Linked DNA regions of Homo sapiens: regions 2, 3 and 4 are each linked to region 1. The links are chromatin contacts, found by Hi-C or POLR2A ChIA-PET in ENCODE. All regions are on one chromosome and are shown on one strand. Each heading gives the region's core, a stretch centred on a gene start or an enhancer-like site at or near the end of the contact. The rest is flanking DNA. Distances are from core to core; before and after follow the strand shown. Region 1 overlaps MEF2C-AS1 (MEF2C antisense RNA 1). Region 2 overlaps MEF2C (myocyte enhancer factor 2C). Region 3 overlaps MEF2C (myocyte enhancer factor 2C). Region 4 has its middle 4.5 kb from the start of MIR3660.

Region 1 (3,098 bases), core at 107-2,606:
TAATCAAGACAACTGAATGTGGGATGCATGTTTTCATTGTAAAAATGCAGGCAAGCTTTTTAATGTTTTCTTTTCATGTGATGTTTAGACAAATTGAGGTTTGTTCTTGTCTCATCGAGCTCTCATTTTCTCTTTCTGTCGTTCTTATTCTCTCTCTCTCCCTCCTTCCCTCAAGGAGAATCTCGAAATGAAACTGACAGAGCTGTGTTTCACTCTTTTATGGTGTAATGTTTGTGAGGTTTCTCACATTGTTTACATGTTTCCTTGAAATAAAGATGGCACTTTCATTGAGCATGTGTCCTGAATTTCCTCACAAAATCAAAATTGAAAATGGAGGCTAGAAATAATGCTTAATATCTTTTATGTCTATTTTGTCATGAAAATTATTCTTTGTCAAAACTGGCCCTGTATAAATAGAGAGGAAGAATATATTTTTGCTCTATTGCCTTCTACACCTCTTTGTATTATTCTAGTACATATTCTAGTATGTTTTTCTAGGTTCTACTCCTAAAGTCCCCAGGAGTCCACAGTTTAGTGACCCTGAACATTTAAGATTTTTAGAAAGTGTCTAATTTCTAAATTTTGCATTCTCATCTATTATTACAAGTTTGCTGGAGTTTTCAGTCTTGTGGGCTATAATGTAATAAGGATGTCAATACTTTATGCATCCTATATAGCATGTGAGCAAATAACAATCCTATCAAGATAGTTTCTTTAGAGAATTTTTTGTAGAAATCATCTTATAAACTGTTGCCATATTTCTAAGTTCACAGAAAATAAGTAAAAACAAACCAAACTATACTTAGTGTTTAGTGCCCCTTCTTCCCTCCAAGCTGCCCCTTTCCCTACTCTCCAAAGTCAGAAATGTCAGACTCCTAGAACGTTGTTAATAGGAAACAATCTGAGAGTACTAATTTCCACTAATTCATGAAAGTGTGAATGACTCTTAATCCCTTAAACTCCCAAAGGTTGAGAGTGATTGGAATAGTTGCTACCTAAATAAATCATGAATTTGTAGAACTTTAACATAACAATACATTGATGTAAAAAAGATTCAGATAATACATAAAGATTTATTTTCAGTTAGCACGAGAAGATCATACCAATTTAGATGTTTGCCTCTGCATCTTTTTATCTATAACGCTCGTGATTTACACAGCTTTCTTATTCTTAACTTTTTGCACCACAGAATCTAAAAAGTCCCATTCGTCTTCATTGTGGTTCCTATTTCAGCAGCTGCAAGGCACTGGTGTGTGGGGAAAGTGTGGCAGGAAAGAAGGTATTGTGTACATTGATTTTGGGTAAATCAGAAACTGTGTATTTGCATTCAACTAGGGACTTTCTGGGGATACTGCCTGACTTGAAACTGTGAGGAGTTCAGGGTCTGTGGAAGGTTGTTGAGAAAATATTTAAGTTCCTGAAATCACACCATTGGTGTAGCCTTTTCTATCCTTTATATGTGACTTAAAATTCATTTTGTTCATTTCTAAATGAAATAAATGAGGTTTATACACCATAACCCTAGCTTCCTAGCTGTGGTGCTAGTATTCACTAGTCCCGTGTTTTTCAGAAAATCATTTTATCTCTTTTTGACTCAATTATCTCCTGAATCAAATGGGATCATGATTCTAGCTGTGTCTTTCAAAGGTGCTGTTGGAGAAATGATGGACGAATAGATATGAACATGCTGAGACAAAGTTAGGGATATTATGCAAATTTTACATATTTTAATTATCAAATATTAAGAGACAGGACAAAATGCAGCTTTAAAATATTTTCTTTAACTCTTTATTATAACTAATTTCTTGTCGAGATCTAGGTTAAGATTTAGGGAAGTCATAATGTGAACTACTTTGTTGAAACTGAAATTAACATGAAGTTTCAGATTTTATAAAGTAGTTATTGGAATACCTTTATAAAACTGCTTGCCCTCTTGCCTTTAAGAATGCCAGGGAACTCAACATACTTCTCAGGGTCCTTAAACACAATCAATGACAAAATAGTTTTTTTTTTTCCCTGAAAAAATAATCAGTGTTATTCCAGGTAAGGATTCAAAGATATTTGAACATATGTGATAAACTAAAATTAAACTGGACTAAAATTAAAACTACAGTTTTAATTTTATATCACACAAAGCATTTATGAGAGTATATTGTTTAATTTGTAACCCAAGAAACAGTCTTTGGGAATGTCAAGATGCAATTGAGGAAATGTTTCAGGGGGTTGGGTCCTGTATTAGATTGAAATGGAGGCAAGAAAGAGTAAGGCTTTCTATATTAATGGCATTGGGGTCCTTTTACACCAACAGTCTATGAAGCTTTAGAAAAGAGAGAGAGGCACAAAGCAATCTATTCAGCAAGACATACATATATACAGTATTTGGTTTTGCATTACACCCAAAAAGATGGTGTAGTGCAAAGCCAAACACTGTACAACTCACTTCCATAGACTGGAATTTCACAGACTTGGGTTGATATTGTGTGTCTGATTATATGCCTAAACAATAACTCTATTTGATAAAAATCTTAATTACAACTATCCATACTAATATTCAACTATCAATACTAATATTCAAAGTATTTCACAATGGATCTTATGCTTTCTAAAATGCAAAACATTAGATCTTTCCAGCAATTATAAACAGATGTTAAATATTTCTTTATAATACATATTCATTATATATTACATATATATTGATCTATATATATAAATACTTACAAGCACGTGTATATAAAATTAACAGTCTCAAACCTTGTCAAAATTATTCTATTACAAAGTCAAGTTTTTCTTTGATTTACGTTACTATTGTACTTTAAAGTTATTCTTCCTTTATGAAGGGATCTGGGAACACTATATCCAGACACTTAATGCAAACTGGTCTACTGGACATTACATGGTGCCAAAATCAGATACTTGTGAATTTAACACACCTAAGGCCATCTTTACATTAGTACATTGCTCACAGCTTCAGCAGAAAGCATATTGGACAAAGTCACCTGCTAAATAACTTGGCTCAGGAAGTCAGAAAATAAGCCACTGACCTCCAAAATGAGAAGAATGATGGTGAAAGGATAAGCCAAAAATGTAGGTCACTTTGA
Region 2 (2,842 bases), core at 206-2,705, 600 kb after region 1:
TATAAAATTATATAATATCAGTGAAGGAAGCAAGTTTACACAATTAGTGTATGAAATTGAGTTGTATCCATCTGAATTTTTACAAATGAGTGTGGTTTTGTCTTTTATTTGAGCCTCACAACCTCATAATAGAATGTGTATGTTGTTACTATTCCCACTCTATAGAGAAAGAGACTGGGGTTTAGAAAACTATGACTTGGCCAGGCTTGTACCACCAGTGACAGGCACAGTGACGGAGTATTCATCCTCCAAATAATGTCTGACTCCATTGTGGATTAGGGCTTTCCTCAAACGTCATCTCCTCAAATAACCCCTCCCTATAAATCAGCCCAATAGATAGCCACCTCTGCCCTTCTCCACTTCATCACCCCTTGGTCCATTCCACTGCGATATTTTCTCTATAGCACTTCTGTATTTAAAATCATCATATTGGTGCACTTGTGTGTTGCCCTTTTTCCCCTTAGAACGTAAGCTTCATGAAGACTGAGACCTTCTGTTTTGTTTTCAGTGGTGTCCATGGCACGTAGCATCATGCTTGACAACTTCATGTCTCTGTGACTGATTGAATTTTGTCATTGATATCTGTGATATTAAGCATCATGATTTTGGCTCATGGTATACCCCATTACAGTGACTTAGCCAGGGTTTGATTCCCATGTACTCCAACCTGAAATCTACAATCAGAATACACCAAGTATGTTACATGTAATTGGTCTGCTCCAAAGCTGTGGCAGGTAGCGTGGACTGCATTCTGTTAGAGGACCTGAACTCCATGTGTGTGCCTTAATCTCATTTCTGACATTTAACTGTCACCCTGCCTGCCCACCACCCTGAGAGAAGTTCTGAAGTATTCGAACAGTGTGTTACACAGCCCCAGCATGTTTTACAGTGAGCCAGGGCAGTCATGGAGAGGTCTCTTGTTCTGGAGTTTTGCACAGATAAAGGGAGGATATAGTTTTGAGAGGAATGCTATAACTACAAAGTGCATCCTGAAGGCCATTTAGCTCACAATGAAGGTCTGTGTTTTAAAATAGCACTATAACAAAGTAACTACAGAGTTTTGGCAAGGGCTTCAACTATTTATAGAACTAAGTAAGGAATAGTAAATAGTGCCACAGTACCCAGTTCTCCCTTGCCATAACCCCAAACTTATAAGAAGCACTATAATTATATTTTTCTACTTAAAAAAAATCGTAGTAGCCATTATCAGTTTAACCATACGGAAGCTCAGGCTGAGATTTCTTTTTTAAATGCATAGTTTTGATTTTCAGCAGCTGCACTGGGTCTTTAATCATATATTATCTTTATGAAGCCTTTTTCTAACATATGTTAATTGGCTGTTTTCTGTGACAAATTATGAGCTCTTACTTTGATGAGGTTCAATTGCAATCATGTTGGAGTCGAGTACGTAGAGTTTCCACCCCTGCTGGCTCCTCAAACCACTACAAACATCCGCACGTCACTACAGTGCTGAGTAATGGCAGGATTTGGGCTGGCTGATTTCTCTACAGATTTTTTTTTCCACAGGATATTTTCAGCTTCTTTGTACTAAATCTGTTGCAGGGTTTGCCCTTTTTAGCAGAAGCATGCTCTAAAATTAACATCAAATCTTATTGGAGATTACTATAATACATGAGAAATATTTCATAATTCAACATCCAGTGTCTGTACTGCTTTGCTAAAATTTTAGTACATTTATTACACATTTTTAAAAGTCAGTCAGTTGTAAGGCTGGTAAGTATTTTCTATATCATCAGCATTTTGTAACAAATATTTTGAATTTTCCTCTTGAGAGGGATACAGTTATTAAGTGAATAGATGATCAGGTATATATTTAATTATCATAAAGAAAATGCACATAATGTTTTTCCTGGCATTACCAAATTTATCACTATGTTAAAAATTCCATTGTATTTTCATTTTTCTTTGCAGTTAACATCTGTTGGTTGAGTCATAAGAACAATTACATGTCCCATCAAGGCTAATGTCCTATAAGATGCATAGCATGTATTTCAATTCTCTAACAGTTTTTAATGTATGATTAGGATGAACAGATATGTTCTAATCCATCTGCTCTGAGAACTGTGACAGCCTGCATCAAGTACCAGCAGATGATCAGTGATAGCCATAATTAGCATATATATATAAATACAGTGTATTTGTTTATATTCACAAGAAAGTAGGGTAATTGATTAAAGCCTTCAGAACCTGTGTCAGACACCAGTCATAGTGGGATTAATTTAACTGTTTCTGCTTTGACATCAAAATATTCTAGGTAAACTGCTGCAGTTGTTCAAAATCTAAATCTATGGATCAAATCTTCATACAGGTATTAGACTTTAGAATCAGATGAGCCAGATGTGAATAGGAGCTACTCCTCCTCATGAGGCTGTTTTTAATCAGTCATTTCCCTGGAGTAGCACACAATCAATGAGCTCTAAATCCTGAGGCTACCTGCGCTTGTAGGAAGGCCTGGGAACATCATTACAGAACTTACAATTGGGCATATGTGAAAAAATTAGAGCAGAAATTAAGGGTAAGAAAGGTTAACTTCAGAAGTCTTACTTTGGTACTGCTTTTTTAGAGGGAGGTAAAGAGATAATTTCAAATGTTAAAAAAAAAATAGAATATTAAGCCCAACTTCTAAATGCAGAGAATTTCTATTAAAAGATCATTATAAGCAAGCCAAATAAAAGTTATTATTGATTTATGTTAGCCAGAACTGTTTAAACACGTGTATTATTTCGAGAATGTACATGTGGGTCCATTTCAGGATGAGTAAATAAATGTAAAGATTCTTTTTCGCTAGTACCTCTGCAGCTGTATAGAATGGCTTCAGAAG
Region 3 (3,252 bases), core at 625-3,124, 700 kb after region 1:
TGTTAGCCAGGATGGTCTCGATCTCCTGACCTCATGATCCACCCGCCTCGGCCTCCCAAAGTGCTGGGATTACAGGCGTGAGCCACCGCGCCCGGCCGAGTTGCTGAAATATTTATTCAAATGGTGATGGAAGCCAAAGCTAAGATGGTGGCAGTGGAAGTAGAGACAGGCATTTCTGAAGAAAAATGAATAAGATTTGGTATCTCATTGGATATGGAGATGGAAGGAGGAGAGGGGATAATAGAAGATGACAGTTTGGTAGATTAAAAAATGGTTATGCCAATGGCAGAATTAGCCATGGTCCATAGTGACTAATTCTGTTTATGCTTATTAGTCTTATATGCTTGTATTCATAATTCAAAGTCCTAGAAAAGAAAAAGAAACAAGTGAAGAAAACTCAAAATGCCTAAACATCCAAATAAAAGAAAGTTTCAGAACTTTGAGCTCAAAGAGAGCTACATGTTCAAGTGAGCTCTGTGAGACAAGGCAAAATGCCTTCCTCATAATATCTTAAGCCAGGAATATGTTCTTTGAATTTACGACTTCTTAAAATAGGAGTCAATAAAAAAAATGCAGCAAGTGTTTGCAAGTTAACTGGGGAGAAAAATGTTTTTCTCCTAACACCACATTCAAGTTCTATGTATTGACACTAATATGAGTATATACAAACTTGTAACCAGAAGAGGTAGATTCTCTAATCCTTTATGTAAGTTAACTCATATATGCTTAAATTTGTTATTTTTATGTAAAACAATATTTTTAATCAAATGAAACTATAAAACAAACTGACTCTAAAGTTGGTCTGTACTTCATTTTCTTATAATCTATAATCAGGAAATCCATTCACTCCTGCTTTATAATTTTTGTGCCTTTAAGTGGTCAGAGGAATGTGACATCTGCATACAGTCACGTCTAAATTGATAATTGTCCAGGCAGAGGGTAATTTTAAAACATAGCATGAAAAAAGGTTGAATCCATATATTAGAAGGTTGTTGAGAGGTGGTGTTTCCCACCTCCCGGACCCCTGAATTTAAATGCGACCATTCTCTTTGGTGAATTTATCTTAAGGTGGGACAACAGGCTCAACACAGGCCGCAGCATTCTGAGTGAGGAGGAGGCTGCGGTTTCCCAGCCGGTTTAAATGCAGGCTCTTCTTAGCAGTAAACCACACGCATGTATTCATCATTGATTTTCAAATCATAGGTTTCTATATCACTGGTTTAGGATCCACAGTCTTGCATTCCTGAATCTATATTATGTCCAAAGAATAACAATTTGGTGGCTGGAAACAGAAATGGTTATTATACGGCTCCAAAATGCTAGCTGGCACAATATGCTAAAAACAGCAGAAATTCACTAGCAAAAAGCAGAATTTATTTGTTCTTAAAAATAACTTGATGCTCTAAAAATATGAATTTAAGAAGTGTCATCATGGTTCAAAATATTTTACATTTCAGTATGTAAACACCTTAAAATATGTGACTAATCTTCTAAAATGGCGTAATTTCCAAATAACAGGAAATATTCCAAGAGAAAAATAGAAGGCTTTTAAAATCAATTTTTTTAGTTTTGAGGTATTTACTGAATGAAAAGCTACAATGTATATTTACTTTTTTTTCCCCTACTGCTGCCCTGAATCACTGTTTAAAATGTGGGCAAAAAGACATAGGCTTTGTTGGAATTTCTCAGAGAGTTTACTGTAGAAAATGCTAAAAAAAAAAAAAAAAAAAAAAAAAAAAAAAAACAAACTTTTCTCAAGGCCTCCGTGAAGCATTTCCATTTTCGCACACTGGCCCAGTGCTTGTCATATCACAGGACAACACATTTCACGAAGCGGTTTTACTTCCTTTTAGCAAAATAACTCCTCCATGCAAACCAGTATCGGCATCTACCGAGCTGGGGTTTTAGTTTCTTCTGATCTATTCAAGCTTCATTGCACTGCTTAACAGACTTTTTTCTCCCCCTTCTTTTGAAATTACCCAGCTAATTTTCCATTTGATTGTTTATATAAACCAGATCTCACACAGGCTTAATAGATAAGTGACATATGTCTTCAGTGTGTCCATCTGACCTTCAGCTGACAGCAAAGTATAGAGCAGAATTGACCTTGATGTTCTTATTCTCTTTTTATCCCGTAGAATCTATTAATTCAAACTAAGTTCATAACATATTCACAATAATGATTCAGGATGACATATTAAATATAAAACTCCTCTAAGCACTCCATTTTGTCAAGCTTTTTTTTTTTAAGTGAACATACTCTCTTTTGTTTGTTTTTTTCTTCTAGTGAGAGGAAGTAAATGCATTGTTTTATGTAACAGCTTTTGCCATGGAATACTGTTCGAATTTACTGTAAAGAAAATTTGGGGGTTTGTCATATTTATCTAGCTTTAGAGAATTTGGCTAATATTCCAGAAGTTTTCTTATAGAAGGGAATTGATATTCAGATTCAACCAACATTTCTTAAGTGAGTCCTGTCACTTAACACACGTTTTGGGGGTGTCCAGTTTGCTTTATTTTTGTTTTTTTGCCCCAGGAACTGGGATAATTTTATTCATAATCCAATTGACAGACTTAATCTTGTAGTTATTTGTTATATATTCAGCCTGTTTATTCATGCATAAAATGAGACAGGTAAATGAATGGGATATGAAGAACAAATCTGCTTTATACAGTGTGCCTCAAATATATTTTGCTTCTAAAGATGTTCCCATAAATATCTCCTGAAATATACCTTTGCTCTGCCTTCCCAGTTCCTCATGGCCTCTATCTCAGGCCATCAAAGTAGTCTCCAGACTGGTCCACACTAGCAGGCCTTACTAATTCCTGAGTATACCAATGCCAGTAGATCTTTCTGACCACTTAGAGGTCTGTGTCATACCTCTACTCTGAAACTTTCATTTCCACCATATAAACCCAAGGACTTTTAGCCTGGAATTTGAGATCTCCACAGCCCAACCCCTGCATCCCTCCAGAGCCTCTGACACCCCTCTCTTTTCACGGGTCCCCTTCTAAACAGGTTCCTCTCAGTGCCCCTTACCATGCTCTTTAAACTCCTACCTCAGCCCTTTCCTACTGCCCAGTCACAAGCCTAACATATCTTCCTATGGCCTTTCTTTAAGGCCCTCATCAATTCCTGCCTCTTCTGTGAATCTTTTATTGGATCACCTCTTCTCTCCCGGGAACTCAATAACACTTAATCTGGATTACTCTGCAGGCACCTCACCCTACGCTGCCTTGTATTGGTCTTTA
Region 4 (2,975 bases), core at 218-2,717, 590 kb before region 1:
GATAGAGGATCCCTGTTTTCTCACAGACTCACCAGAGCCTGACATTGTCAGGCTTTATAAATGCTGGGCAATCTGATGCATGTGAAATGGTATCTCATGGTTTTAATTTGTACTTCCCTGGTTACTGGTGAGGCTGAATATTTATTTAGTTTCTGAAGTTTGCCTTTAGGGAGGAAAAGAGTGAAAGTGGGGTGGAGGTAGATATGAAGGACTTTAAATTTATCTTCATTGCTTTATTTCTTGAAAATATGATTTGAAAAAAGTACAGAAAAATGTGGGCAATTGTTAAATTCAAATAAAAATACGTTAAAGTAGCCTTACTCTTTTTGGTTACCACATTAAAGCAAGTTTAAAACTTATAATTGTTTTTAGAGCCACTTTTGCTTACCTCCAAGCTTGGAAACATGTTTTACTGTAACCCTGGTGACAAGACACACCCACAGATTCCCAATAAGTGCTCTTGAGACTTAGTACCTTTGCCCAACTTCAATTTAACTAAATCTCTTGGGATTTGGCCATCAGGAAAAAGAACATACTTGCTTTAATTCCAGTGAAAGTGAAATTGTTCTTGAGAATCCATAAATGTGAGAGTCTATGAGAAAGAGTATAGTGGATCTTTCTGACATGATGGATAGAGGAGGAACATTTACAGAGAAAGCAGTTCACTATATTTACCATCTGAAAAAAATACATATAAAAGCATTTAAACTTTGGACTTATTTATTATTTTTAATGTATTTTTATTTACATATGTGATTTTTGAAGAAAAATATAATCATTTCAAATTTAATATTACAGGTTAATTCAGCTAATTGGGCTACTCCACAGGTAAATATATTTTTTAGTCTTAATATCTTTGTAATTGAATTTGAAACTAAAATGTATCTGCTTTTTATTTTCCCCAGAGAATTTTTGTTTTAGTAATAAATTTCTTCTGTGACATACAGTCATATACTGGTTGATTTTGAGAGTTTCTTGATTTCCAGTAAACAACGTACTCCAAATTCTGATTTAAAAGATTTGTTTTGGTTTTTCTCCGGCTTTTTCTTTCCAGTGTTTCAGTGTGGGTTTTCCACATTTGATCTGACCAAATTTGGCCTCATGTCTCTGAGTTTTGGGTAGTTAAAGAAACTGTATTTTGAAATTAAATTCTTCCTTATATTTTTCTTATCTGTGAATGTTCCCAGAGTTTAATTCTTGGCCATTTCTCTTTCTCTTTTGTATGCTTTCCCTGAATCAACTGTGACTCATGGTTTTGACTTTCACTTCCATGTTGATAGCCCTCCTCTTTACAGAACTTCTTCTATTTATGCTTTGGTTAGGTTCCAAAAGGTTGGTTTAAGTCTGTTTGCAAAGTGACACTTAAAATGAGTAACTGCTAACACCCTCTGATGGTACCAGGCAAAGTTGATTGTTTTTTTTTGTTTTTTCTCCTTTTCCTGGCTCAGCGAGTTCGTTTGAGTCATAAGAGAAACTTTTGTTTCGTTTACCCCAGCTTCAAAATTCTATATATCTCAGCTGCTTTTGGGACTTACTCCCTTTGTGCACTATCTCCTCAAACTAAACATATTAAAATTTGAGATCATTTTCATCTCAAATAAGCTGTGACTTTCTCTCTCTCTCTCTCTCTCCGCTGCCTTTATTTATTTATTTATTTATTTATTTATTTATTTATTTATTTTAAAAGTAGATGATACCATTCAATTCACTGGAACTCAGAGTCTCCAAAATGCTTATTCTTCTTTCATCATTTTCATTTCATACATTTATTTGCATCAAATCCAGTTGTTTCTCTGGAGTCTTACATTCTTTGCCAGACCATGATGGTGGGCTGTACATTCAACATCATGCATTAACTACTGTAGTTTCAAAATTAATCATCATATGTGTTGAAAACTATGGCAGAGTGCTACTTCTCTCAGTCTTCTATGGCTCCTGTGTCTTCTACCTACTGCTACTCCATCTATCTTCCTGCAAGGCCGGTTTTACATGCTAGTCTTTGGCTCAAAAGCCTATATGGACCCATGATTATTACTGGATAAGATTTAGACTCCAAAGATGGCATAAAATGCCACAATAATTGGATTTACACAAATAGATAAAATTTATTTTCTATCTTTATATAGGGAATCCTGAATTTCATGAAATTCGGACATTTGCTCACAGATGCAACTTGCACATTTGCTACTGCAAGCTTTTACTCATTCTGCTACTGGCCCTGGATTGCCCTCACCCTCTTTTCTCATATGAATCTCATTGATATTTTAAGAACCTGAAATCCTTCTTCAACATCTTCAGTTTTCAATGCCCTCATTTGTTGTTATTTATTTGTTTATTTTGAGGCAGAGTCTCACTCTGTTGCCCAGGTTGGAGTGCAGTGGTGCGATCTCATCTCACTGCAACCTCCACCTCTGGAGTTCAAGTGATTCTCCTGCTTAGCCTCCCGAGTAGCTGGGATTATAGGCGCCACTCCACCATCCCTGGTTAAATTTTGTATTTTTAGTAGAGATGGGGTTTTACCATGTTGGCCAGGCTTGTCTCAAACTCCTGATCTCAAGTGATCCACCCACCTCGGCCTTCCAAAGTGCCAGGATTACAGGCATGAGCCACCACGCCCGGCCGATCCCCCATTTTAAAATCATTTTATTATAAATGCAACACAAACTTAGAAGATTTCAAAAGTCCAGGGAATCTTCACAACGTTGGAAAAAAAAAAAGCATACTACCATCTCATCTAATCCTGAATGATTTACTTTGACTTTCATCATTATTTTCATGATTTCATCATTATATTGAGTTTCAGATACGTCTTACTTACTACCCAGTTCCAACTTCATACCTTCAGCTGCATATAGAACTTTCCCACCTGTATGGCCATAATCTCAAGCAATTATTACCGTTTTAACATATTTTTCCAGTCTTTTTAAAAATATGCATTTTTATATGTTCAATGATTTTATATTATAATATTAGGC

The links. Hi-C counts contacts between places; a loop is a spot of excess contacts on that map. ChIA-PET counts read pairs that join two places held with the same protein, here RNA polymerase II (POLR2A). Pooled maps may share reads with other maps.
Region 2: a map with no recorded cell type shows a loop between it and region 1 (2.8-fold over the local background). The contact joins two enhancer-like sites. A Hi-C loop is called at or near these places in 3 of 168 maps with a recorded cell type or tissue (B cell, GM12878 and GM13976), 29 of 37 single-sample maps with no recorded cell type and 7 of 50 pooled maps.
Region 3: a map of GM12878 shows a loop between it and region 1 (5-fold over the local background). The contact joins two enhancer-like sites. A Hi-C loop is called at or near these places in 4 of 168 maps with a recorded cell type or tissue (B cell, GM12878, Right ventricle myocardium inferior and 1 more), 34 of 37 single-sample maps with no recorded cell type and 10 of 50 pooled maps. POLR2A ChIA-PET finds 5 or more read pairs at or near these places in 2 of 52 experiments (B cell and activated B cell).
Region 4: a loop to region 1 is called in a map with no recorded cell type, with 4 times the contacts of the local background. The contact joins two enhancer-like sites. A Hi-C loop is called at or near these places in 14 of 37 single-sample maps with no recorded cell type and 5 of 50 pooled maps.

What each region holds. Positions count from the first base shown.
Region 1 is chr5:89,433,734-89,436,831 of GRCh38, reverse strand. All of the region lies in intron 8 of MEF2C-AS1 (MEF2C antisense RNA 1), which reads right to left. Among named protein-coding and RNA genes, the nearest start is that of LINC02161, 150 kb to the left of the region's middle. Within about 2 kb of position 1,356, at least 2 of the 41 ENCODE cell types and tissues checked have a DNase peak (open chromatin) inside an H3K27ac peak, as active enhancers do; they include B cell and GM12878, where a contact is called at or near this core.
Region 2 is chr5:88,832,129-88,834,970 of GRCh38, reverse strand. The region is part of intron 1 of MEF2C (myocyte enhancer factor 2C); the gene reads left to right. Among named protein-coding and RNA genes, the nearest start is that of MEF2C, 50 kb to the left of the region's middle. RefSeq lists an enhancer at 273-402. Within about 2 kb of position 1,455, at least 18 of the 41 ENCODE cell types and tissues checked have a DNase peak (open chromatin) inside an H3K27ac peak, as active enhancers do; they include B cell and GM12878, where a contact is called at or near this core.
Region 3 is chr5:88,733,058-88,736,309 of GRCh38, reverse strand. The region is part of intron 6 of MEF2C (myocyte enhancer factor 2C); the gene reads left to right. Among named protein-coding and RNA genes, the nearest start is that of GSCAR, 38 kb to the right of the region's middle. RefSeq lists an enhancer at 917-1,016. Within about 2 kb of position 1,874, at least 9 of the 41 ENCODE cell types and tissues checked have a DNase peak (open chromatin) inside an H3K27ac peak, as active enhancers do; they include B cell and GM12878, where a contact is called at or near this core.
Region 4 is chr5:90,019,688-90,022,662 of GRCh38, reverse strand. No RefSeq gene overlaps it. Among named protein-coding and RNA genes, the nearest start is that of MIR3660, 4.5 kb to the right of the region's middle. Within about 2 kb of position 1,467, at least 7 of the 41 ENCODE cell types and tissues checked have a DNase peak (open chromatin) inside an H3K27ac peak, as active enhancers do.